3 separate regions of the Homo sapiens genome follow, and all the other regions are linked to region 3. A link is an interaction called in ENCODE POLR2A ChIA-PET data of the cell type or tissue named here. Cell type or tissue: Panc1. All regions are shown on one strand. Links, peaks and the distances in the headings refer to the core of each region. The heading gives the core; the rest is flanking DNA. Region 1 overlaps MSH3 (mutS homolog 3). Region 2 overlaps CKMT2-AS1 (CKMT2 antisense RNA 1). Region 3 holds the start of ACOT12 (acyl-CoA thioesterase 12).

Region 1 (5,000 bases), core at 1-5,000, 680 kb after region 3:
ATTAAACCATCTTCACATAAATATTTTTTCAAACTGGTTAAAGTTATAAAATCTCCTATCTCTATTTTCCTGGATTTCTTAATTAAAGAACGTTATGATAAATTCAAATCACTGTATCTCTGAAACAAAAGTCTATTTGGGCCAGACGTGGTGGCTCATACCTGTAATCTCAGCACTTTGGGAGGCTCAGGAGGGCGGATCACCTGAGGTCAGGAGTTCCAGACCTACCTGGCCAACATGGTGAAACCCTGTCTCTACTAAAAATACAAAAATGAGCCGAGTGTGATGGTGGGCACCTATAATCCTAGCTACTCGGGAGGCTGAGGCAGGAGAATCGCTTGAACCCGGGAGGCGGAGGTTACAGTGAGCCAAGATTGCACCACCACACTCTAGCCTGGGTGACAGAGTGAGACTCCATCTCAAAAAAAAAAAAAAAAAAAAAAAGTCTATTTGAAATTCTGCACACATGCCTAGCATCCTACCAGAATTCTGTCACATAGATTTTAGGAAAATTTCTACTTTAACCTTTTCATATGTAACATGCCTCTCTGTTGCTGAAGGTATTTTTTGAAAAATTAAAGGGTAATAAACCTTGCAGAACTGTCAGTCTTGATTTCCTCAAACTGTAGTCTGTGGGACACCGGCATCAGAGTCACCTGCAAAGAAGTACAGATTCCCACCCGAAAGGTGCTAAATCTGAATTCAGCAGGAAGTTAGAGGAGAGCGAGCATTTTCAACAGGTTTCCTGGGGTGAGTCACAGGCAAACTGCAGACTTAAGAATAGCAGGCGACAAGAACAATACCGGTAGCCACCATAGGACTGGAGTAAAAATGGATGGAAATCTGCTCCAAAGACATGTATCCAATGGTAGTCTATGATTCACCTGCTTTATTAGAGGTGGACAGTAAATACCACTGCATCAAAAAAATTAAGTTATCTATGATTATATAATTGACCCAGATCTAAAAAATTATAAAACCACATTCCCTTGACCGCTACAGAGGCTATTTGTGCTGTGGGGCTGAAGCCTCCTGAATGGAGAGGAGCATGAACAGAAGATGTGCTCCTCCCAAGGTGGCAACCTCCCTTCTGTCCTTGTTGGTGGGACTCACAACAAGACAGTCATCTCGGTCTCTCAGTCATTACACAGGGCATGCCAAGCTAGACGGTTAAATTAAAGCTTCTAATTTTAAAAAAAAGAAATCCTTTTCACATGTAACATGCCTCTCTGTTGCCTACCATATTGCTTTTGAAAAACTAAATGCTCTCTCAGCAAGTGTTGAGCCCACATTAAAACAAGGGAACTTCAGAACCAATAATATCTTTTAATGTCTGCTTGGAAATAAAACTGGTGACTCTCTGGCATCAAATAACAGACCACCAACAGAGACTCTGAACTAATGTTCAACTGTGAACAAACAAATGTCAGCTTACCAATTGCATGATCTATACCGACTTTAGAAACTCATAGACAAAAAGAGCCTTGTTAAAGGTGGACAGTATCCTCTGGGAAAACTTACAAGGCCCCCTCTGACAGTGAACTCATTGGTAATAATAGCACTGATGAGTTCCAAGCCGAGTAATTCATTCTCTCCTCTGAAGACAGAATGAAACAGGGTTCTTGACTGAGTAGGACAGACAAGGTAACCTGGCTTTAATATCTCCATATTAGAATTACTATGAAACTCATTAATTTTATCAGTGCTCACAGTAGGGAACAACCACCACTTTCTTAGAAGACTAAGGGCATTATTTGAAATTATAATTCTAAAACCAACCACCAGGACAAAACCAACAAAAAAAAAAGATGCAAAGAAAACAGATCACATCGTGAAAGATTATTTAAAAGATATAAAAATAGAAAATATAACACAAAATAGTATAAACTAATATCAAATATATCTGACATATTAAAGGGCTAAATTCACCTATTAAAAGAAAATTAAATTCAGATTGGATCACAGAGGGGAAAAAAACCCCAAAATTCTATGCTACAAATAGGAGTGCAATCCAAAACAAAGTAATTCAGAAAGGTTACAAATTAAAAAGATGGCTGAAAAACAACAACTGCCTAGAGGTATATATTAGGTGAATACAAATAAAAAGAAAGTATGAGATCAAATCTTATTACCAGGAAAAATAAAATTCGAATAAAAACCATTAAAACAGGACAATGAAGGGTGTTTTTATAATAGTAAAAGGGACAGGATGGAAGAAACTCTTTACCTCATAATCTTTTTAAAATACTTTCCATTTTTTGAACTAAAATATACAACTTATTAAAAAATAAAATGGCATATTAGAAAAGAGAAAGAAGAGAAAAAATGGATTACAGGATTTATACAGGAGCTCCCAGAAGGAGATGCTGGTCCTCTTCCCTGGACTAGAACCCTGGAGGCTGGGAGTCAGGACAGAGCACTGGAGCATCCTGCCACCTTGTGGAACACCAGGAGGCAGCCATCACAGGAGGAGAGGAAAGAGCAGAGCCCCTACAACCAGCCATGCCCAATTCCAGCCATGCCTGATTCCAGCCTGCCTTCAAGCTTTTCACTTACGAGCCAACAGCTTCATTTTCAACTAAAATTTTTTTCAATAAAAACTCATTAGAAAGTGTAGTGCTGGCCGGGCGTGGTGGCTCACACCTGTAATCCCAGCACTGTGGGAGGCCGAGACAGGTGGATCACTTGAGGTCAGGAGTTCAACACGAGCCTGGCCCACATGGTGAAACCCTGTCTCTACTAAAAATACAAAAATAGCTGGGTATGGTGGTGCAGGCCTGTAGTCCCAGCCACTCAGGGGGCTAAGGCAGGAGAATCGCTTGAACCCAGGAGGCGGAGGTTGCAGTGAGCCGAGATGACACCATTGTACTCCAGCCTGGGCAACAGAATGAGACACCATGTCAAAAAAAAGAAAAAAAAGAAGAAAAAAAGAAAATGTGCTGTCTTCAAAAAGGGGTCTCCTGCTGTCCAGAGAAGGAAATAGACACAATCGCATAGCTTCTTAGAAGGATGGCAGCCCCTACTGAAGTCCACATGGCCAACAGTGAACCAAGGTGAGGAAGACCCAGTTTGACAGTCAGCTGGTGAGTCCTCCTCGGAATGAGCCAACAGGAAGACACAGCACCTGTGGGAGGTTCTGGAGGCCCAAAAAACCCCTCCTTACCAACAGAGGCGAAAGGGCCTTAGCCAACTTACCACAAGGGACTGAAAACTAAAAGCAGATGTAGGGCCCACGCTTCTTCAGGCTTAAAGAGGCCTGAGGTGAAGAAACACACCAGGACCTATCCGCAAAGGAGAGGCCTGTTTGGGAGCAAGGGAGGATTGAGAATTTCCCCACTATGGGAACTCCATGGGGCCTCAGACTCAAGGCTAGCACAATGAGAGCTGGGCTGTTCAAAAGGCTAAGAGAGACAGGAGGTATTACCATAAGGCAGAAAGTCTATACTAGGTAAACTCGTGTTGTTCTAAAACTTTTTTTCTAGTTTTTTCTACACTTTTGATTATACCTTTGCTTCTTTTGTAATGGTTGGTTTTGGTTTTGTTTTTAAAGGTAAAATTCTAACAAAAAAATTCTAGTCTGTCTTGGCAAACCTGATGGGAAAGTACTTCTGTCTGCAATGAGGTTAAAAACACTAAGAGGATCAGCGTGCAACTTGGAAACCAAAGGAAAGGGGAACACTCGAAGGGGGAGGGAATGGCAGAGAAGTCAAGGGCTGAGAGAAGCCACTCATTTCTGCCTGTTGTCATCATCGTCCAGCTCTTGGTTCTTGATCCTAGAAATCTTTTCTAAGGACAGAACTCCTTAGTAATAATATTTTAAAACCCCTATCCTTTCGTAATCTTTCAGCCCCTCACAATCCCAAGTCTTTTTACCACGAATCTACACATACTATACCCCAGACCTGTGCACATATTCTCAGTTAACAAGCAGGTCAAGGCTCACCTCCTCTAAGATGCTTTCCCAGAAGAATAACCACATGTAAAGACAACCCATGCTTTCTGCTGGATACCAGGGCTGTGGTTTGTAAAGAAATACCTTCATAAATAAAGCTGCTTTGTTTTAAGCACAGATGCTTTGTCAGAAACTTTACCACCAGAGAGAAATTCAGACTGTAATATGCATTATAAGGGAAAGAAATTTCATAAAATATTAACCAAAATAATTTTAATTGTGCTATAAAATATTACCCCTTTTGCAGTCAAAAGTAAAGGTGAAGGAAGGGAATAGCTGCTCCCTTCTGTGTTTTTCCTGAGAGGCTGTATGACATAGTGTGCTTTAGAGCCAGGAAGTCTGTATCAACTTCCAGTTTTGCCACTTAGTAATTGTATAACCTAGACAAGCTACTTAACATCTCTGAGCCTCAGTCTCCTCATCTATAAAACCCGTAATAAAATAACAGCAGCAACCTCACAAGGGTGTTTATGAGGATTAAGTCGGTCAACAAACATAAAGCCTTTAAAACAGTATCTAATACACAGTGTAATTAATGCTGGTTAAGAATAGGAGATAGATAGCAGTAGTCATGTGCTCAAAGGAAAAGAAGTGGGACAGCTTTAGAATAGATGTAATTGGGTAAGAAAGGCACGAAGTCAAGAAGCTACCAGCATTAAGGAATATTTTCAGTAGCCACAAATTTTGCCTCCAACAGCACCTTTTTCACTCCAGGGGAACAGAAGATAAAGGATAGGAAAAGCTACTAATGTGTGATTTCAGAAACAACTGCCACTGCCCAAAATACCACCTCATCTACCTCTGATGCCTGAAATGCCTTTAAAAGCATTTCATTTCACAAAATACAAGAAGAAAAGAAGTTCCTGAAGATCATTTAAATTGCAGTCCTCAAATATGAGAAAACCAAAGGTAAAGAAAAGCTTATCTATAATTATTATTAAACATAAGAAAAATTAACAAAAGTTGTTAAAAACTCTTTTTTTCTTTTTTTGAGACGGAGTTTCACTCTGTCGCCCAGGCTGGAGTGCAGTGGCGCGATCTCACGTGA
Region 2 (10,856 bases), core at 3,472-8,471, 100 kb after region 3:
ATAAGATCCAGACCAGTGACATTCTGACATCTTAAAAACCTGTCAGTGATATTTTTAGCTGCTTTAGGATCCTTACAATAAGGCCCATGAGTAATAGGATTGTGAGGGTTTTTTTCTTTATACATAATTTTACAGATATTCTTTAATGGGTGTGTATTACATTTAGAATCATTATTAAAGAGTTATTTTTAATCCATGGGAGTTTTGACACAGCACATGAGAATTTCTAATTATAGACTCATAGAAATACATACCTCTTAAAACCCTATCTTCTTGTTTTACAGATCAATAAATTAAGTTTCAGAGAAGTTAAGTGATTGCCATAGAACACAATGCTAGTGACTGAATTTTGTTAACTAACATGCTTTCATTTGCATTGTTGGTTTTCTCAGTAACAAAATTACAAGCAATACTGCTTTATTTCAGAAGTGAAAGAAAATCTATTGGAAGTGTGGAGCAAGAGAAACCTATTAGTGGAAGTTACTTGAGGTTCCTAGGCAATAAGGAATAGGAATAATATAAAGTTTGTGTTACCCTCTGAAAAAGCTTGAATCTCTTTCATCTTCTTTGCTTAAACGTGATAAAGAATAGTGTTGGAACACTAATCACAAAAATGATGTATCCTTCTGACTCATCTTACCATCTTGTTGTATTTCTCAAATTTGAGTTCCTAATCATGTGTTTCGGTGGTTAGGATGTTAAGTGCTTCAAATGAATACTTAAACCTAAATTACAAACAAGTGGCAAGATTTGCAAGCTCTCCTTTATTCTCTGAAATGCGTACTTCCTCCTCCTTATGTCTGAGGAAATCATACCAGATACGGGCCTTAGACTGTCCATTCCAAGGAACAATGAGAGGTCTTGCAGTTACAAATGGAATTCTGTAAAATAGGATAGGTGAGGAAAAAGCACTTTTTGATGTCTACTATTTGCCAGTACCTTAAGTGCTAAATATATACAAATGACAGAGAGGTCCCTGCCCTTAAGCAGCCAAGAGCCTGTGAGAGTAAGACAGATTGCTAAACCACTAATAAGCTGATGTTATAATTAGTGAGGGAATTATGGTGATATAGAGATTACAGATAAAATATTTCTTCCTGGGAAGTTTTAAGAAAAACTTCACAGTAGAATGTGTTGCAGACAACTGGAGAGAGGGATCAGGGAGGTGAGGAGGAGGAGTCAGTAAAAAATAAATACATGTACTCGATCTAAAATCCTCTCCAATAAGCTGAAATGCTTTTGCAGATAAGACTGACACACGCTGACATATACACAAAAAAGAGATAAAAATTTATGCTAGTACTTCATAAAAGGTCAAAGTGAACATAACCAAGTGGCAAAAATATTTCGTACTGATTTAGTAACTACTATATAAAATAATCTACCAGTAAGTCTGGGTAAAAACAGTACAGTAATTAATGATTTCAGATGAACTAATTTAAGAGGACCACATACGAGGAAAAACATAACCTGCCCAAAACTATGGCATAGCAAATAAATGATCATAGGAAAAGAGGTCCCACAAATATTTAAGAAACATTTATGGACCAAGAAGATGTAGAAAGTCACATTTACATATATTCCGGAAGATGTGAGAGTCTAATGGTGAGCTCTATGAAGATGAATTGGACACAGTTCATACCCCCAGAGGAATCTGGTAAAGAAGACAAACAGGGCCAGGCGCGGTGGCTCACTTCTTTAATCCCAGCACTTTGGGAGGACGAGGCAGGCGGATCACCTGAGGTCAGGAGTTCGAGACCAGCCTGGACAACATGATGAAACCTCGTCTCTAGTAAAAATACAAAAAAAAAAAAAAAAAAAAAAGCCAAGCGTGGAGGCAGGCACCTGTAATCCCAGCTACTCAGGAGGCTGAGGCAGGAGAATCGCTTGAATCTCGGAGGCAGAGGTTGCAGTGAGCTGAGATCGCTCCATTGCACTCTAGCCTGGGTGACAAGAATGAAACTTTGTCTCAAAAAAAAAAAAACAGATTTTAAATTCCTCAAGGAGCAAATGAAGGAAGGCACTTGTGTAGTTTTGCCCAGGGAAGCTTTATATGGAAGTCACCAGCAAGTTTTCAGAGAGGAAGATTAGCTACACTGAGTGTATGTGGCTTTTAGATCTCTAAACAGTATGTCTTGGAGAAGTACAGCAAACCAGATAGAGATATATATATATAATAGATACATATAATTATATATCTATTATATATAACCAATATTATATATAATAATATAGATATATTAATCTATTATATATAGTATATATAAGATATATACTATATATTATAGATATATCTATTATCTTATATATACTATACATAATTAAATATATATTAGATATATAATATATATCTAATATATAATAGATATATATCTATTATATATAATGTATAATATATAATATGTAGATATATCTATTATATATAATATATATTATATGTAGATATATCTATTATATATAATATGTAGATATATCTATTATATATAATATATAATATATGTAGATATATCTATTATATAATATATAATATATATTATATGTAGATATATCTATTAAATATAATATATAATAGATATAGATATATAATAGATATATCTATAATATGTAATAGATATATCTATCATATGATATATGATATATATCATATGATAGATATATAATAGATATATCTATTATATATGATATATAGACATATATAGACGTATCTAATGATATAGAGAGATATCATATATGATATATCTATTTTATATATATTATATATATATAAAATTTTTAAAAATTCTTCTTTTAAATACTAAGAAGGACTTTTAAGACCTAATCCTAAGGTACAGTATTCAATCTACATGTGTTGCCACTTTTCCTGTATTGGATGTTGGTTTTTAAAACTGAAATTTAGAATGGTAGTGATGGTTATGCAGCATTGTGGATATGCTTAATGCCACAGAACTGTACACTTAAAATGACTAGTAGTAAATTTTGTTACGTATGTTTACCACAATATAAAAAAAATTTTTTAAAAACTTGTGTTTAACCATTTTATGAGTAGTATTTACTTGATTCTCTTGAAGCTCAGTTTTACATCTTTCTCCTTTATTTACTACTTAAGTTACTCTTAAATGTAAGAATCAAGGTGTTAACTATGTATACTTTCCCTTATCACAAAATCTGCAAACAATTTGAATTTAGAATGTGCAATTTGTGAAACACAGCATTCTTAAGAATGTGCATGTTTGTTACATGGGTATATTGCATGATGCTGAGGCTTGGGTTATGATTGATCCCATCACCCAAGTACTGAACATAATACCTAATAGTTTTTCAACCCTTGTTCTCCTCCCTCTAGCAGTCCCCAGTGACTGTTGTTGCCATCTTTATGTCCATGAATACCCAGTGTTCAGCTCCTACTTATAAGCAAGAACATATGGTATTTGGTTTTCTGTTCCTGTGTTAAGTCACTTAACATAATGGCCTCTAGCTTCATCCATGTTGCTGCAAAGGACATGATTTCTTTTTATGGCTGCATAGTATTCCATGGTGTATATGTACATATTTACTTTATCCAGTCCACCATTCATGGGCACCTAGGTTGATTCTGTGCCTTTGCTATTGTGAATAGTGCTGCAGTGAACATATGAGTGCATGTGTCTTTATAACAGAACGATTTACATTCCTTTGAGACCCAGGACTGCTGGATCAAGTGGTAGTTCTCAGTTCTTTGAGAAATCTCCAAATTGCTTTCCACAGTGGCTGGTCTAATTTACATTCACACCAACAGTGTATTAACATTCCCTTTTCTCTGCAGCCTCACTAGCATCTGTTGTTTTTGACTTTTTTTTTTTTGGTCTTTTTTTTGAGACGGAGTCTCACTCGGTCGCCAGGCTGGAGTGCAGTGGCACGATCTTGGCTCACTGCAACCTCCCCCTCCTGGGTTCAAGTGATTCTCCTGCCTCAGCCTCTTGAGTAGCTGGGACTATAGGCATGCGCCACCATACCCGGCTAATTTTTGTGTTTTTGGTAGAGACAGGGTTTCACCGTGTTGGCCATGATGGTCTCAATCTCTTGACCTCGTGATCCACCCACCTCAGCCTCTCAAAGTACTGGGATTACAGGCATGAGCCACCGTGCCCAGCCTGTTGTTTTTTGACTTTTTAATCACCGTTCTGACTGGTGGGAGATGGTATCTCATTGTGGTTTTAATTTGCATTTCTCTGCTGATAGTGATGATGAGTATTTCTTCATATGTGTTGGCCACGTGTATATCTTCTTTTGAGAAGTGCCTGTTCATGTCTTTTGCCTGTTTTTTTAAAGGGGTTTTGTGCTTGTTCAATTGTTTACATTCTTTATAGATTCTGGATATTAGACCTTTGTTGGATGCATAGTTTGTGAATATTTTCTCCCATTCTGTAGGTTGTCTGTTTACTGTGTTGATAGTTTCTTTTGCTGTGCAGAAGCTCTTTAGTTTAATTAGATCGTCCCACTTAAACCAATTTTTGTTTTTGTTACAGTTGTTTTCGAGAACTTAGCATATATTCTTTTCCAAGGCCAGTGTCCAGAATGGTGTTTCCTAGATTTTCTTCTATAATTCTTATAGTTTGAGGTCTTACATTTAAATCTTTAATCTATCTATTGTTAATTTTTGAAAGGTATGATCCAGTTTCATTCTTCCACATGTTGCTAGCTAGCCATCCCAACACTATTGAATAGGGAGTCCTTTCCCCATTGCTTTTTTGTTGTTGTTGATTTTCTTGAATATAAGATGGTTGTGCAGCTTTATATCTGGTTTTTCTATTCTATTCCCATTGGTCTCTGTCTCTTTTTGTACCAGTTCCATGCTGTTTGGATTACTGTAACTTATTAGGATAGTTTCAAGTCAGGTAACATGATACCTCCAACTTTGTTCCCTTTGCTTAGGATTGTTTTGGCTGTTCCTGCTCTTTTTTGGTTCCATGTAAATTTCAGAATAGCTTTTTTCTAGTTCTGTGAAAAATGACATTGGTAATTTGGTAAGAATAGCATTGAATCTGTAGATTGCTTTGGGCAGTATGGCTACTTTAATGATATTGATTCTTCCAATCTGAGCATGGAATGTTTTTCCATCTGTTTGTATCATCTGTGTTTGTAGTTCTCCTTGTAGTGGCCTTTCACCTCCTTGGTTAGATATGTTCTTAGGTACTTCTCTCTCTCTCTCTGTCTCTCTCTCTCTCTGTGTGTGTGTGTGTATGTGTTGTACGTGGGATTGCATTCTCGAGTTGGCTTTCAACTTGAATGTTATTGGAATATAGAAATGCTACTGTTTTTATAGATTGATTTTGTATCCTCAAACTTTACTGAAGTTGTTTATCAGTTCTAGGAGGTTTTTGATGACAGCTTTGTTTTTTGTTTTTTGTTTTTTTGTTTTTTTTTGTTTTTGGATGGAGTCTCGCTCTGTCACCCAGACTGGAGTGCAATGGCGCAATCTTGGCTCAGTGCAACCTCCATCTCCCGGCTTCAAGTGATTCTCCTGCCTCAGCCTCCTGAGTAGCTGGGATTACAGGCACGGGCCACCACGCCTGGCTAATTTTTTTTTGTATTTTTAGTGGAGACCAGGTTTCACCATGTTGGTCAGGCTGGTCTTGAACTCCTGAGCTCATGATCCTCCCGCCTTGGCCTCCCAAAGTGCTGGGATTACAGGCATGAGCCACCACACCCAGCCAGCTTTAGGGTTTTTAAGGTATAGAATCATATCATCCATGAAGACAGATAGTTTCACTTCTTCTTTGCCTATTTGGATGCCTTTTATTTCTTTCTCTTGCCTGATTGCTCTGGCTAGCACTTCTAGTACTATGGTGAATATGAGTGGTAAGAGAAGGCATTCTTGTCTTATTCCAGTTCTCAAGGGAACTTCTCCAGTTTTTGCTTGTTCAGTATGATGTTAGCTGTGGGTTTGTCATAGATGGCTCTTATTATTTGGAATATGTTCCTTTTGAGAGAGGAGCAGTTAGGGGCTGGCTAGGCAGTTAGGGAAGGTCTTTGGAGAAGAACAACACTTATGGGACCACAACTGCACTGCCCGTGTTATGTAGCAAGCAGGTGGAAGTGTGGTGAAGAGCTTCCTCTTATACCAGGATGTTTGCCCAAGAAGGGAGTGTCCCAACTTAGGCACAGGTGCAGTAAATAAACGTAACATCCTTAACTTGACCCAGCTCATTATATATAAGTCATTAACATGACATCTGCATGGTAGTTTCACCCCCCTGCCATGTGGGCTTTTCTGTGATGTTTATGGGTAATAACTAAGATGGAGTAGCTTTGGAGAAGAACACACCTGTGCAGAAAGAAGTGGGACCAGGAAGCAACCAGGACATAGAGGGTTGTGCAAGATGCAAATGAGAAAAACGCCCCTGGAAAGAGGGGACAGAAACCTCTGGGGACAAGCCCATAGGCATCAACCCACTTTCAGGTCACCTGTTGCTGCTGAGAGCTTTTCCTGTCACTTAATAAAAATCTATGCCTTACTTACCCTCTGGTGTCCGTGAACCTCATTCCTCTTGGTCATGGGACAAGAACTTGGAACTCACTGAACTATGGGAGTGAAGGAGCCACAACACCTTGATGCATAGTTTCTTGAGGATTTTTATCATGAAGGGATATTAGATTTTATCAAAAGCTTTTTTGTGTGTCTTTCGAGATGATTATATTGTTTTTGTTTTACTTCTGTTTATGTGCTGAATCACATTTATTGATTTGCACATGTTGAGCTAACTGTGCTTTCTGGGAATGAAGCCTACTTGATCGTAGTAAATTAACTTTTTGATGTGCTGTTGTATTCAGTTTGCTAGTATTTTTGTTCAGGATCTTTGCATCTGTGTTCATCAGGGATATTGACATATAGTTTTCTTTTTCTTTTGTTGTGTCTTTGCCAGGTTTTGGTGTCAGGGTGATGCTGGCTTCATAGAATAATTTAGGAAGGAGTTCTTCCCTGATTTTTTTTTTAATAGTTTCAGTAGAATTGGTACCAGCTCTTCTTTGTATGTCTGTTAGAATTCTGCTGTGGATCCATCTGGTCTGGGGCTTTTATTGGCTTATAGATTTTTTTTATCACTGGTTTCAATTTCAGAACTTGATACCGGTCTATTCAGGATTTCAGTTTCTCCCTGATCCAATCTTAGGAGATTGTGTGTTTCCAGGAATGTGTCCATTTCCTCTTGATTTTCTAGTTTGTGTGCATAGAGGTGTTCATAATAGTCTCTCAGTATCTTTTGTATTTCTGTGGGATTGGTGGTAATATCACCTTTGTCATTTATTTAGAGACAGGGTCTTACCCTTTTGCCCAGGCTGGAATGCAGTGCCATGATCATTGGCTCACTGAGGTCTTGACCTCCCTAGGCTCAGGTAATCCTCCCACTTCAGCCTCCCAAGTAGCTGGGACTACAGGTGCATGCCACCATGCCCAGCTAACTTTTGTAGAGACAGGGTTTCATCATGTTACCCAGGTGGTCTTGAACTCCTGGGCTCAAGTGATCCACCCACCTTGTCCTCCTAAAGTGCTAGGATTACAGGCATGAGCCACCATGCCTGGCCACCTTTGTCATATCTAACTGTGCTTATTTGGATCATCTCTCTTTTTTCTTTGTTAATCTAGGTAGTGGTCTGTGATCTTTTTTATCCTTCAGAAAACCAATTTTTGGTTTTGTTGATTCTTTGTATGGACTTTTGGGTCTGAATTTTGTTTGGTTCTGCTCTGAAATAACTAAAATTTCTTTTCTTCTGCTAGCTTTGGGGTTCTTATTTTTCTAGTTCCTCTGTCTGATGTTAGGTCATTAATTTGAGATTTTTCTAACATTTCAAGTACAGTTTTTGCTGTATCTTAGATATTTTGGTATGTTGTCTATTTTCATTTCTTTCAAAGAATTTTTTGATTTCTGCCTTAATTTTCTTGTTTACCCAAAAGTCCTCTGGGACTAAGTTGTTTAATTTCCATGTAATTGTGTGGTTTTGAGCGATCTTCTTGGCATTTATTTCTGTTTTTATCCCACTATACTTTGAGAGTATGGTTGGTATGATTTTGATTTTTTTTTTAGTTTATTAAGACTTGGTTTATGCCCAGGATGTGGTTGATCTTGGAGTATGTTCCCATGTGCATATAAGAATGTGTCTTGTGGCAAACTAAAGCAGGAACACAAAACCAAATACTGCATATTCTCACTTATAAGTGAGAGTTGAACAATGAGAACACATGGACACAGGGAGGGGAACAGCACACACTGGGGCCTGTAGGCAGGGTCAGGGGCTAGGGGAGGGAGAGCATCAGGAAAAATAGCTAATGCATGCTGAGCTTAATACTTAGGTGATGGGTTGACAGGTGCAGCAAACCACCATGGCACACATTTACCTAGGTAACAAACCTGCACATCCTGCATATGTACCCCAGAACATAAAATAAGAATGTATATTCTGTGGTTGATAGGTGGAAGTATTTTATAGATGTCTATTAGATCCAGTTGGTCAAATGTCAAATGTCAGTTTAGAGTTTCTTTGTTAGTTTTCTACCTTGATGATCTTTCTAATGTTGTCAGTGTGGTGTTGGAGTCTTCCACTATTACTGGGTGGCTGTCTTAAGTCTTTTTGTAGATGTAGAAGTACTTGTTTTATGAATCTTGTTGCCCCAGTGTTGTGTGCATATATATATTTAGGATAGTTACATCTTCTTGTTGAATTGAACCCTTTATCATTATATAATGCCCTTCTTTGTCCTTTTTTTTTTTTTTGCTGTTATTGGTTTAGTCTGTTTTAGCTGATATAAAAATAGCGACCCCTGCTCTTTTGTTTTCCATTGCATGATAGATCTTTTTCCAACCTTTTACTGAGTCTGTGGGTGTCCTTATGTGTGAGATTGGTCTCTTGAAGACAGCAGATGGATAGGTCTTGCTTTTCTAATCCAACTTGCCACTCTGCGCCTTTTAAGTGGGGGCATTTAGATCATTTACATTCAAGATTAATATTGATATGTGAGGTTTTGTGGATCCAGAATTTTAAATGTCTGTTTCCTTCCCTGTGCTGAGAGATATGGCCATGTTATCTTCCTGAGATTGTCTAATATTTCTATTACTTGCTGGGCTAATAATAAAGTACACATTGATACCTGACAAATATTCATCTTTCCTTGCCAACTTTATATATTGCAGAATGTTATAGTAGCCCTATTTGAAGATGGTTGGACTTTCCATCCCTGTCATGGAATGGGGAATATATTCCTAGAAAAGAGTTTTTTTTTTTTTAATTGGGGCCTTATTGGCTTAGAAAAGCACTAACAACTTAAAAGAGGGAAAAAACAACATCTCAGCAGTATAATGAGAAAATTTGGGATCAGAGAAAGATGTTTTGTTTCTATTTTAAGAAATAACAGGATGGCAAAAGACAGATACAGATAAGTTGATCTCTTTTTTTTTTTTTTTTTTTTTTTTGAGACAGAGTCTCCCTCAGTCGCCCAGGCTGGAAAGCAGTGGCTCGATCTCTGCTCACTGCAAGCTCCGCCTCCTGGGTTCACGCCATTCCCCTGCCTCAGCCTCCGGAGTAGCTGGGACTACGGGCGCCCGCCACCACGCCCAGCTAATTTTTTTTGTATTTTTTTTGTAGAGACGGGGTTTCACCATGTTAGCCAGGATGGTCGCAATCTCCTGACCTCGTGATCCGCCCTCCTCGGCCTCCAATAGGCCATTTAAGTGAATATCGAAGCGATGTGCCAGAGAGTGTGTTACTTAAAAAACATCTTAAGGCTGGGCGCGGTGGCTCACGCTTGTAATCCCAGCAGTTTGGGAGGCTGAGGTGGGCGGATCACTTGAGGTTAGGAGTTTGAGACCAGCCTGGCCAACATGGTGAAACCCCGTCTCTACCAAAAATACAAAAATTAGCCAGGCGTGGTGGCAGGCCCTTGTAATCCCAGCTACTCGGGAGGCTGAGGCAAGAGAACTGCTTGAACATGGGAGGCAGAGGTTGCAGTGAGCTGAGATCGTGCCACTGCACTCCAGCCTGGGCGACAGAGCGAGACTCCATCTTAAAAAAAAAAAAAACTTGAATAATTAAATTTTTTGCCTGTCTACCACAAAGAGATGTGACTGCACTGTTAACCACATTGTTGCCAAATGAGTAAAATGTGTAAAAGATTTTAATACCAGTCCTCTTTTATTCATTAAAGTCTTCTTATGGCTCGTTAATTTTAATGGTATAATCTAGTTCTGATTGAAGTGCACCTGAATGCAGTTAGTGCCTCATCAGTCCTGATGAGTTCCAAGTAATTCAGGCCCTGTCTGCAGTGTTCACAAATTGTGTCTATATTTACATCTGTTTCATGCATGTTTGCACGTGTCTTCAGCAGTACAGTTTTTACAAGAGCCCAGTGTCTTCCTTTTTGGCCTCATCTACATTATTTAAAAGAGTTTTCTATTTTCATAATTGCTTTTATGCCAAAAATAAGTTTTATGCAAACAAAGATTTTGTGATGATGCCAAAATTTGGCATTCAGGTTGAAAATAGATACAGCTTATGAGTCAAATACACTTTTGGAGAATAGGGAATCTGATGTATATAGTAAAAAGTAAATGATAATATCAGTTCATTGGATTTCCACTATAACTCGTAAGTTTCATGAAGCTATTAAAAAACTCTTCTTAAATCCTGCTTTTACAGTTTCATAATTACATACCTCAAACTAGGTTTACTCATTTTCAGATATAGATTATGTTTGCAGAATGAATACATGATTAATTATGGTATACCTCTTTAATCCTTCATTTCTGGTGTGGGTGTTTTCACAGCACTCAGATAAGTGATTGGTTGAACATGGTCAAACAGTCTAACCCCTAGGGTGAATAGAGCTT
Region 3 (10,856 bases), core at 3,230-8,229:
GACCCAAGACTGTGACCCTTTTCCCCGCATCACAAATTCCTTTACAGGTCTGAAAAGGCCCCCTGTTAAACTGAAGATGTTCTTGGGAAGGACTGCACTGTAAGCTTTACTCTTTTAAAGAAAGACACCATACGGCAGTAGTTTTTAACATACTGTGCAGCAGAAGCACATGGAAAAATTGTTAAAAACAGGTTATTGGCTGGGTGTGGTGGCTCACGCCTGTAATCCCAGCACTTTGGGAGGCCGAGGCGGGTGGATCACAATGTCAGGAGTTCGAGACCAGCCTGACCAACATGATGAAACCCCGTCTCTACTAAAAATACAAAAATTAGAATGGCATGGTGGCATGTGCCTGTAATCCCAGCTACTCAGGAGGCTGAGGCAGGAGAATCGCTTGAACCCAGGTGGCGGAGGTTGCAGTGAGCCGAGACTATGCCATTGCACTTCAGCCTGGCCAACAGAGCGAGACTCCATGTCAAAAAAAAAAAAGTTACTGGCCCCACCCCTGGAATTTCGGATTCAGTATGTATGGGTTGAGCTGGAAAATCTTGAGAACCACTCCCCTAAGGGGAAGTAGCTGAAAGCTGGCTTAGAAAGCAGGAAATGGTGTGGGCAGGAGAGATCTGGGGAAAGCCAGGGAGGCAGGAAGGGGCAGCTTTAAGAGCCAGCCAGAGAGGGGAGGGCTCTGCCAGATGGAAGAAAAAGCACCAGATCAGGCTCTAGCTCAATCTCAGTCTTTGGCAAATCACCTTTTCTGAGATAAAAAGGAGTAATTCTTTTAAAAACAAGCTACCACAGCTCACCCCATACGAAATAATTTGAGTACCCCTGTAACTGTTTCAAAAATCGAATTAATGGCCGGGTGTGGTGGCTCACACCTGTAATCCCAGCACTTTGGGAGGCTGAGGCGGGAGGATCATGAGGTCAGGCATTCGAGACCCACCCGGCAACATAGTGAAACCCCGTCTACTAAAAATACAAAAAATTAGCTGGGTGTGGTGGCGGACACCTGTAATCCCAACTACTCAGGAGGCTGAGGCAGGAGAATTGCTTGAACCTGGGAGGCAGAGGTTGCAGGGAACAGAGATCGTGCCATTGCACCCCAGCCTGTGCGCCACTGTGAGACTCCGTCTCAAAAAAAAAAAAAAAAAAAAAAAATTTTAAACTTCCAAAAAAAATCTTCAGGGCCCAGATAGTTTCACTGGAGAATTCTACCAAAAGTGTAAAGAACACCAAATATATACAGTCTTTTTCAGAATACATGGTGGGGGAACATTTCCCGATTCATTTTATGAACCCTGACACCAAAACCAGACAAAGACAGTTTTAAAGAAAGAAAACTGCAGACCAACATGTCCCAAAAATACAGACATAGAAATTCTTATTAAAATATTAGTAAATGGAAATCTGCAATATATAGAAAGAATTGTATACCATGAGCAAGTGGGATGCAGTATTTGAAAACAATGTGCTCCAACATATTCACAGGCAGTGGTGGTGACCGCAAAGGGACTCCACTGAGCAGTAATCAATGGCCTGGGATGAAAGTGGGGCCAAACAAATCTGGGGAAGCAGAAAAATTAGATTCTATACACATGGCTTTTGTTCAAACAAAATAAAGCTCTGTACTCCACACAAATGTGGTGGCTGTTAGGTTCTACACCTAATGCTTGACAGAAAGAAGGGGCCACCGGAAGTGCAGGGACAAACAGGAGCAAGGTTATCTTGAGGCTCCAGGTGCTAAGAGGGACAGTCCAAGCAGAAAACCCATTCCCCAAAGTCACTGCCATCCCTAGAGCAGGGTTCAGGGGCAGAGAAGGACAGGAGACCCTCCAGTCAAGAAGTTGGCGGCCAAAAGCTGAGAAAACCCATCCTGGAATTTTTGCTTAGGGGCTCTGAGTTTAAACTTTGAACCACATCCTTATAAATTTGTATTTGAATTTGGAAACACTGACCTGACACCTTTTAAAACATACCAAATGTAGAGAGAGAGTTTGATGGCTAATCAAGTTCATCTCTGTATGAAGTACTTGAACTAGCAAACCCTCTGTCTGGGACATATCTCCCACAATGGAAAGGCTCCCGGCTGCCTCTGCTGTTCAGGACAGTAAGGATTTTGGCTCTCTGCCTTGCCCACATGGCCACGGCACTCACCATTCTGAGTCCTAGTCCAAGCTGACAGCGTCTTCCTGTCCTACTGAGATAAAGCTCCAGCTGAAAGCTTGCTCTTGCTCTGAAATCTGCAGAAGTCCTGGGGAGTTCATCTCCTGGGACCAGCCCTTAGTCAATGAAGGATGCCAGTCAGAGGATAAAAACCCCAGGGTTCATGCCAGTGGGAGGGATGGCTGGGGCTGTTCTTCACAAACTGTAATGTGCCCCTGAATCACCTAGGAATCTTAATAAAATTTAGACTCTAATTCAGTAGGTCTGAGTTGGAGCCTGAAATTCTGCATTTATAATTTTTTCTTTTCTTTTCTTTTCGAGACAGGGTCTCACTGTGTCACTCAGACTGAAGTGCAGTGGCCCAATCATGGCTCACTGCAGCCTCGACCTCCTGGGCTCAAGCAATCCTCCCACCTCAGCCTCCCAAAGTAGCTGGGACCACAGGCATATGCTACCTTTCCTGGCTAATTTTTAAATTTTTTTTTTTTTTTTATAGAGACAAGGTCTCTCTATGTTACTCAGGCTGGTCTCAAACTCCTAGGATGAAGTGATCCTCCTGCCTCAGCATCCCAAAGTGCTGGGATTATAAGCATGAGCCAACACTCCCGGCCTGAGATTCTGCATTTCTAAGAGGATCCTAGGTGAGGCTGAGGCTGCTTACCTGGGGACTACACTTTGATGCCCCTACCAGTGCTTTCTGCAATTTCCTCCCAAATAAACTGTCTGCTCTCAAATTCTTGTCAGAGGCTCTGTTTCTGGAGAAAGCATTTTTTTTTCTACCTCTCTACTTATATTCCAGGTTCCTTGTTCTTAGTTTTCACAAAACCCAGCCACTACCTTACAATGTGACCCAAGGAAATCACTTCATTTCCTCATCTCTAGAATAAGAGTTTAGACTGTCCAGTTCCCCTTCCCACTCCAGCATTTTAAAGATTTTCTCGTTATTCTAGTGATTGTGGAACTTCCCACACTTTTTTGGATCAGCTTTCCTGCTCCTGTGTACAAACTTTTAAAATCAAGCTGGCTTCACATTCTGCTTATCTTCAAAAATGTCTCTAAACACAAATGAAACTCGACCTTTTATTCAAGCATAATAGTAAAAATCTTTGACACCAGAGAGAAATGGAGGTAACAAATGTTCATGCATGCAGATGACATTTTCATTGTAAAAGGAAGAAAGGGACCATTCAGAAAAACACAAGAATAGTAAAATGAAAATTAGTATGAAACCAACAAAAGATATGAAACCATAATCTGAAGACATCTAAACAGGAGATAATAAAGATAAGAAAACACAGCAGTGAATTTGTGTACCATGTCTGCTTTTAAAGCAACATCTCTAGACAAACACACAAATATACACATGCTGTCCCCTTCAAGAAAATCATTTTGGAAACCCATCCTCTTACACTTATGCGTAAACATTTTTGAAATTTCTTCTTCTTTTTCTTTTTTTTTTTTTTTTTTTTTGAGACTCAAGCTCACTGCAACCTCTGCCTTTTTGGCTCAAGTGATCCTCCTGCCTCAGCCTCCTGAGTAGCTGGGACCACAGGGACACACCACCACGCCCAACTAATTCTTGTATTTTTGGTAGAGAGAGGGTTTCACCATGTTGCTCAGGCTGGTCTTGAACTCCTGAGCTCAAGCAATTTACCTAACCTCAGCCTCCCAAAGTGCTGGGATTATAGGCATGAGCCACTGCGCCTGGCCTAAGTTTCTTTAGTTTATAAGAAACCAAGTATACAACCATACACATAATTCAATATCACCACTTTAGTCACCACTTTTTACCCAAAATAATACAACCCAGCCTAAATGCAAACTTTATTTCCAGTAATTTAATAAACTTCCCAAATATTAATACAGTTCACTCATGTAACTGTCAGCTATTGCTGCATAACAGACAACCCCCAAAATCACAGTGGCACACAACAATAAGTAGTTATGTCTCACTCAAGAGTCTTCATGTCTGCTGGGTTGCTCTGCTTCAGGCTGTGAGTCCTCCGGCTGGCTGAGATGCCTCTGCAATACGTGAATTCAGTCTGGTACCCAGATGCTAATAGGCAGCTACTTGACCTCATGGCAGAGGTCAGATGTTCCTGAGAACAGAAACACGGTGCTTCTAAAGGCAAGACTGGTGGTACACTGCTATCTCTCCACATTCCATTCTTAAGCAAGCCACATGGCCAAGTCCAAGGTCAATAAATGACTCTCACAGAGTTATTGGTAGATGGAGTGAATATATGATAATCTATCAATTCCTAAATTATGATTTCTCAATACAGAAGTCATTAAAAAGGCATTTTCCAAGGAGGAGTGCCAAAAGCGATGTAATAACGTTATCATTGAAATAAGTGTATAGCTACATAATGGGACCATCTTGGATGCACAAGTTTTTGTTTGCTTTTAAAAGTTATTTTAATGCCTTTTATATAAGTCAGACTTCATGCTTGCCTCAGTGAAAACATGCAATTCCTATTTATGATTGGATTGTCCTGAAACCTATACACAGAGGCTCCTAAAAGCTATCAAGTCAACATTTCCTTATTTCTTCACTTTCATTTTAAAAAAAATCTTTTAAAAAGGAAAGAAAAATACCAGAATCTCCATTCTGATGTCGCCATGCTGAGGCTTGGCAAGCCAAAAATATAAGGATGAAAAGGCACCACCAATTCGTGAGAGTCGGCTAGGCTTCTTCGTGCTATTCCGGACAGTCAGGAGCCCTGGGTTCCAGCCAGGTGATCGGGTCGCTTATCGGCTCCTATCACCTCAGCTGCTTGCTCCACTTCTCCGGGTTTCCAGTTCTCCATCGTAAATGTGCTCCCTGGAGCAGCCTCCCCTGACAGTCAGACATCCACCAATCCATTAGATGCTGGAGGTTTTCTGGAGACACTGTTTCCCTAATGAGGACTGCTTTGTACAGTCACTGATAGCAGCTCTAGAAAGTGTAACAGCTTTTTTATCTCAAAAGCTGTTCCTCGCGCTCCGGCTCTCGGGGAGCCGCCTTCCAGACCTGTCTACCCGGGAGCCCCCTCCCCGCGCACTTCCCAGACTTCTCCTGAGACCCGAGAGCGCTGGTTTTCCCCCACTCGCGATAGTCCTGGGATGACAGTGCGGGCCCCCTCACTCGCAGCTCCCACCACCTGGCGGCCAGGGGTTCGCGGCCCGGGCGGGCGGCGCCAGTGCCCTCTGGAGCTGGGCGGGGAGGGCGGGGCGGGCGGAGCGGGCATGGTGGGGTGTCGGGGGCCGCAGGCGTAGCGCTCTCGCCCTGGCCATGGAGCGGCCGGCGCCCGGCGAGGTGGTCATGAGCCAAGCCATCCAGCCGGCGCACGCCACTGCGCGCGGCGAGCTGAGCGCGGGGCAGCTGCTCAAGTGGATCGACACCACCGCCTGCCTGGCGGGTAGGCGGGCGCCGGGGCTGCGGGGAGGCGCGGGACCGGGGCTGCGGGAGCGGCGGCGGCTGGGGGCTGGGGGGGGTAGGAAGGCGAGGAAGGTACTTGCGGAGAGCTGAACCCTGCGCAGCCAGGGATAGGGGTGTTGCAACAGTGCGCCCGCGCTGGGCATGGCCGAGACCGGTGGTTCCCAAATGTGTGGCTCTCGGGACTCCTTCATTCCATTAAACAAGTGAGGAGCCCAGAGAGCTTCTGCGGGGTTTTTTGTTTGTTTGTTTGTTGTTGTTGTTGTTGAGCTCTCTCCCGGGCTGGAGAGCGGTGGCGCCATCAGAGGTCGCTGCAGCCTCGACCTCCTGAGCTAAAGCGATCCTCCCACCTCAGCCTCCAGAGTAACTAGGACCACAGACGCACGCCACCAGGCCCAGCTGACTTTGGGAGTTTTGTTTTGTTTTGCTTTTGTAGAGATGGGGTCTCACTATGTTGCCCAGGCTGGTCTCAAACGCCTGGACTCAAGTGATCCTGAAGTGTTGGGAGGCCCCAGCCTCCCAAAGTGTTGGGATTACAGGCATGAGCCACCGCACCCAGGCAGCTTTTGTTTATGTAGGCTATTTATATCACATTTACCGTAATGGAAATTTAAAATTTTTAATTATTTTTAAAAAAGAAATGGACTACATTGTTAGCATAACATTTTTAATTAAGAAATAACTATTTTCCACAAGAACAAAAGTGTAGCGAGAGGAGTGGTGATAAAGGTTACATCCTGGCGAGTCTCTCTAAGGTCTGGCTAGTGGAGGATTGCTGACTACTCATACCTGCTTCTGCATTCACCCTGCTGCTACCACACCCTTATGTAGTCTCTGGAAAACTCCACTGTGTTCTTGTGACAGAATGACAGTAAAAATGGCAAAAACATTTATTAAGGACTGAATTATATCCCCCACACCACCCACCGAAATTTATACACTGAAGTCCTAACCCCTGGTGTGACTCTATTTGGAGTGAAGAATTAAGGCTAATGAGGTCATAAGAGTGGAATCCTGGTCCCATACAATTAATGTCCTTATAAGAAGAGACACTGGAGAGCTTCTCTCTGCCATGTGAGGCCACAGCAGGAAGACAGCCATCCACAGGCCAGGAAGAGAGCCCTCACTAGGACCTACAATGGGCAAGCACCTCGATTTGGAACTTCCCTGCCTCCACAATTGTGAGAAATCAATGATTCGTTTAAGCCTTTTTTTTTTTTAACAGGATTTGAGATTGGTTATATTAACAATGGAAACATGAATACAAAATTAATCCACACATAGGAAAAAAGAATAATACATAAACCACTGAGGTTGCTAATAATAATGATGCCTGTTTCCAAGGCAACTGAATACATTATGAGACCACTGAAGTGACTTTTAGTTACCTTGCTTAGTGCCTCTGTCTTGTGATGGAGAAACAATGGCCCACCTGCAATTGTCATCATTTCTATGACCTGACATCTTTGGAAACCATGGAAAGATCCAATTGACAATCAATTACTCTATACCTTAATAGTTACATTACTATTAGTAGTATAATATTAATAACTGATAATGTTACTAATATTAAGAAAACCTGTATGATAAAGTTGGTTTGGGCAACATGAATAACGCCTGTGTTAAACACTTTATGGTGACCTGAGGCACCACATAAGCAGGGGACATTATTTAGCCAAGGTGTAACTGAATCTGTGTAGTAATATAAAACTGATTTCTCTGGGATTTTCTCAGAGTTTTTTATAGGCCAGCATTATCTCTTTAGCCACATTACTGCAATCCCAGTCATGGCCCCCAAGGCATTTCTATGACCCCTAGGCACTGCTGGATTCCAAAATGTCTTCTCAATATTTAAAGAAAGATGAAATATTCTCACTATCCTTACTTCTGTCAGTGGCCCCATTATTTTTCCAGTCCCTTAAGTCTAAAGTCTTGAAGCTATCTGAGTAATCCTCTATCTCACACGTCCATGTATTATTTTGGAACATCTCACACACACGGTTTTTTATTTGTGAATCTTTTCCAGGGTTTACTATCTCTGGAGTGGCACCCAACTCATCTAGTTGAGCAAGTCAAAAGTCTAGGAGTCATCCTTGATATTTCTCTCTCCACCTTACTTCTCACTTCACATACTCTATGCATGGAGCAAGTCCTATCAGTGTTACCCCCTAAAGGAGTCTCTGAAATCCAAGCACTTTGCTGCACCCCCATTGCGACCATCTACTCCAAGCTATCATCATGTTTCATGCAGACTTCAGCAGTGATTTCCAAACTCATCTCCATTCGTTCTGGTCTCCTCTCCACACTGCTTCTAAAGTAATCTTTGAAGATGCTAATCTGATTGATCATGTCATATGTTTTGTTCATTTTTCCCTTTCTTTTCTTCACCAAGGGCTTTAAGGATTTTTCTAAGATGTTCAAGTGCTTCCTACTAAAAAATCTCCCACAGATAATAATTATAAACTCTGGGCAAAACACTAAATAAAAGAGACTTAAGGCAGGTGAAAAGTGAACAAAAGTAGGCTTATAACACTTGAAAGTTAACACATGAAAGAACAAAGTGGTGTTGGCTTTTTCTGTGTTTGTTTTATAAATGACTTGAAGCCTGAAAGAAAATGCCAGTCTGCTCCCAGCTATAGTTCTGATGGAAAACCCACAGGCTTGCTGGTTTGAAGAGCCCAAAGACAGGGTTTGGGAAAAGCACAGCTACTGAATGAAATACAAAAGGGAAAGTTCCAGAAAGGAAAGAGCCAGAGAGACAGAGCCCTAAAATCTATCTATAATCTTTTCCCAGATATCTGGCAAATCTTGAATCATGTATACATAGGACAGACTCCAAACCTCCTGGTTGAGGCCAAAAGAACTGAAAATAGTTGTGCCCATCTCTAGGTAGACAGATTATAGTTTTGGTTTGGTCAGGTTAACTGCTTGCTTTAAAAAACAAAACCAAAAACAAAACCAACACTTTTCAGAGAAACACAGTTTCTACAATGGATCACTCACAATGGCTAGGATATTATCCAAAATTACTTGAAATACAGAGGGAAACATGATTTATTCTTAAGAGAAAAGATGATCAATGGAGATTCATCCCTAGACAACCCTGATGCTGGAATTAAGCTTCAAGGATTTTAAAGCAGCTAGTATAACTGTGCTCAATAATATAATTAAAAATATGATAATAAAGATTGCTGTAATCCCAGCACTTTGGGAGGCTGAGGCAGGTGGATCACTTGAGGTCAGGAGTTCAAGACCAGCCTGGTCAACATGATGAAACCCTGTCTACTAAAAATACAAAAATTAGCCGGGTGTTGTGGCAGGTGCTTTTAATCCCAGCTACACAGGAGGCTGAGGCAGGAGAATCACTTGAATCTGGGAGGTGGAGATTGCAGTGAGCCGAGATTGTACCACTGCACTCCAGCCAGTGCTGGAGTCTCATTTGAGAATGAGACTCCATCTCAAAAGAAAAAGAAAAAGAAGAAAAAGATTGAAAAGACAGTACATTTCTGCAGAGTAATAGAAACTATTTTTTAAAAGCCAAATGGTAATTCCAGAACTGAAAAATACAGTGTCTAAAATAACAAACTCAATGGCTAGGCTTAACAGCAGAATGGACATGGCTGAGAAAAGAGTTAGTAAATGCAAAAATACATCAATATAAATTATCCAATCTAAGAACAGAAAAAAATGAATTTTAAAAATAAAGTGTGGCCAGGTACAATGGCTCATGCCTATAATCCTAGCACTTTGGGAGGCTCAGGTAGGAGGATGGTTTGAGCCCAGGAACTTGAGACCAGCCTGGGCAACATAGAGAGATCCTGTCTCTACCAAAAAAAGAAAATGTTAAAATTAGCCAGGCATGGTAGCATGTACCTGTAGTCCCAGCTACTCAGGAGGCTGAGGTGTGAGGATGACTTGAGCCTGGGAGGTCGAGGCTGCAGTGAGCCATGATTGCACCACTGTACTCCAGCCTGGGTAACAGAGCAAGACCCTGTCTCAAAAAAAAAAAAAAAAATACATAAATAAAATAAAGTGTCAGAGATTTGTGGAAAAATAAAACATAAACATAATTAGAGTTCCAAATATGGTGAAAGACATACAATTACAGATTCAAGGTCATAGAACATCAAGAAAAACTAATACAGGCTGGGCCTGGTGGCTCACACCTGTAATCCCAGTACTTTGGGAGGCTGAGGCAGGCAAATCACCTGAGGTCAGAAGTTCAAGACCAGCCTGGCCAACATGGTGAAATCCCATCTTTACTAAAAATACAAAAATTAGCTGGGCATGGTGGCGCACGCCTGTATTCCCAGCTACTCAGGAGGCTGAGCAGGAGAATCTCTTGAACCCAGGAGGCGGAGGTTGCAGTGAGCCAAGATTGTGCCACCACACTCCAGCCTGGATGACAGAGTGAGACTCTGTCTCCAATTTAAAAAAAGAAAGAAAGAAAAACTAATACAAAGAATACATCCAGGCATATCATAGTCAAACTATGATGAAGAGAAAATCTTGAATGCAGCCAGACTGAAACACCGTATATAGGAGAACAACAATTAGAATTACCACTGACCTCATCAGAAACAGTGGAGACCAGAAGGCAGTGCAACAATATCTTGAAGAATAATAATTACAAAAACTTTGAACCAAGAGCTTCAAGGCCCTGTGCATAGCCTGTCCTCAGCCTTCACTCCAGCCTCATCTCACCCACTCTCCCTCCTACTCTCTGCATTGCAGTCACCAGGACCTTTGTAGTCACTGTTCCCTCTGCTCAGCAGGCCTTCCCCTCCTCTGCCCTCCAGCCTTCCTGGATACCCCACCTAGTGTATTATCTCAGTTACTGACTGTCATAAAATCCCTGTTTTCTTCAGAGCACTTAGTCCATTTTGTCATTATGTATCTGTATTAGTCCATTTTCATGCTGCTGATAAAGACATATCTGAGACTGGGTAATTTATAAAGAAAAAGAGATTTAACGGACTCACAGTTCCATGTGGGTGGGGAAGCCTCACAATCATGGTGGAAGGTGGAAGGCACTTCTTATATGGCGGTGGCAGGAGAGAAAATGAGAACCAAGCACAAGGGGTTTCCCCTTATAAAACCATCACATCTCGTGAGGCTTATTCACTATTATGAGAATAGCACAGGAAAGACCTGCCCCCATGATTCAATTATCTCCCACCGGTTCCTTCCCACAACATGTGGGAATTATGGGAGCTACAACTCAAGATGAGGTTTGGGTGGGGACACAGCCAAACCATATCAATATCCATTTAAT

What was found. Peaks named below come from ENCODE experiments on the same cell type or tissue, not always from the same donor. Only the 100,000 strongest peaks of a DNase experiment are listed, where the experiment ranks them.
Region 1: POLR2A ChIA-PET joins it to region 3 with 9 read pairs; 1 of 35 experiments calls an interaction of 5 or more read pairs at or near these places.
Region 2: POLR2A ChIA-PET joins it to region 3 with 5 read pairs; 5 of 35 experiments call an interaction of 5 or more read pairs at or near these places.

Annotation. Positions count from the first base shown.
Region 1 is chr5:80,709,575-80,714,574 of GRCh38, reverse strand. All of the region lies in intron 8 of MSH3 (mutS homolog 3), which reads right to left. Among named protein-coding and RNA genes, the nearest start is that of DHFR, 57 kb to the right of the region's middle. In Panc1, for the core only: CTCF peaks have their summits at 2,222 and 2,425; a DNase peak (open chromatin) is centred at 2,444.
Region 2 is chr5:81,287,582-81,298,437 of GRCh38, reverse strand. The region is part of intron 1 of CKMT2-AS1 (CKMT2 antisense RNA 1); the gene reads left to right. Among named protein-coding and RNA genes, the nearest start is that of CKMT2-AS1, 8.6 kb to the left of the region's middle. RefSeq lists a silencer at 6,421-6,621. In Panc1, for the core only: no CTCF peak of the experiment used is centred there; no DNase peak of the experiment used is centred there.
Region 3 is chr5:81,388,696-81,399,551 of GRCh38, reverse strand. It overlaps ACOT12 (acyl-CoA thioesterase 12), which reads left to right and starts at 5,418. Exons shown (of 15, transcript NM_130767.3): 1 at 5,418-5,564. The coding sequence starts at 5,438. In Panc1, for the core only: CTCF peaks have their summits at 5,648 and 5,848 (motif pointing right); a DNase peak (open chromatin) is centred at 5,891; H3K4me3 peaks cover 1,685 bases.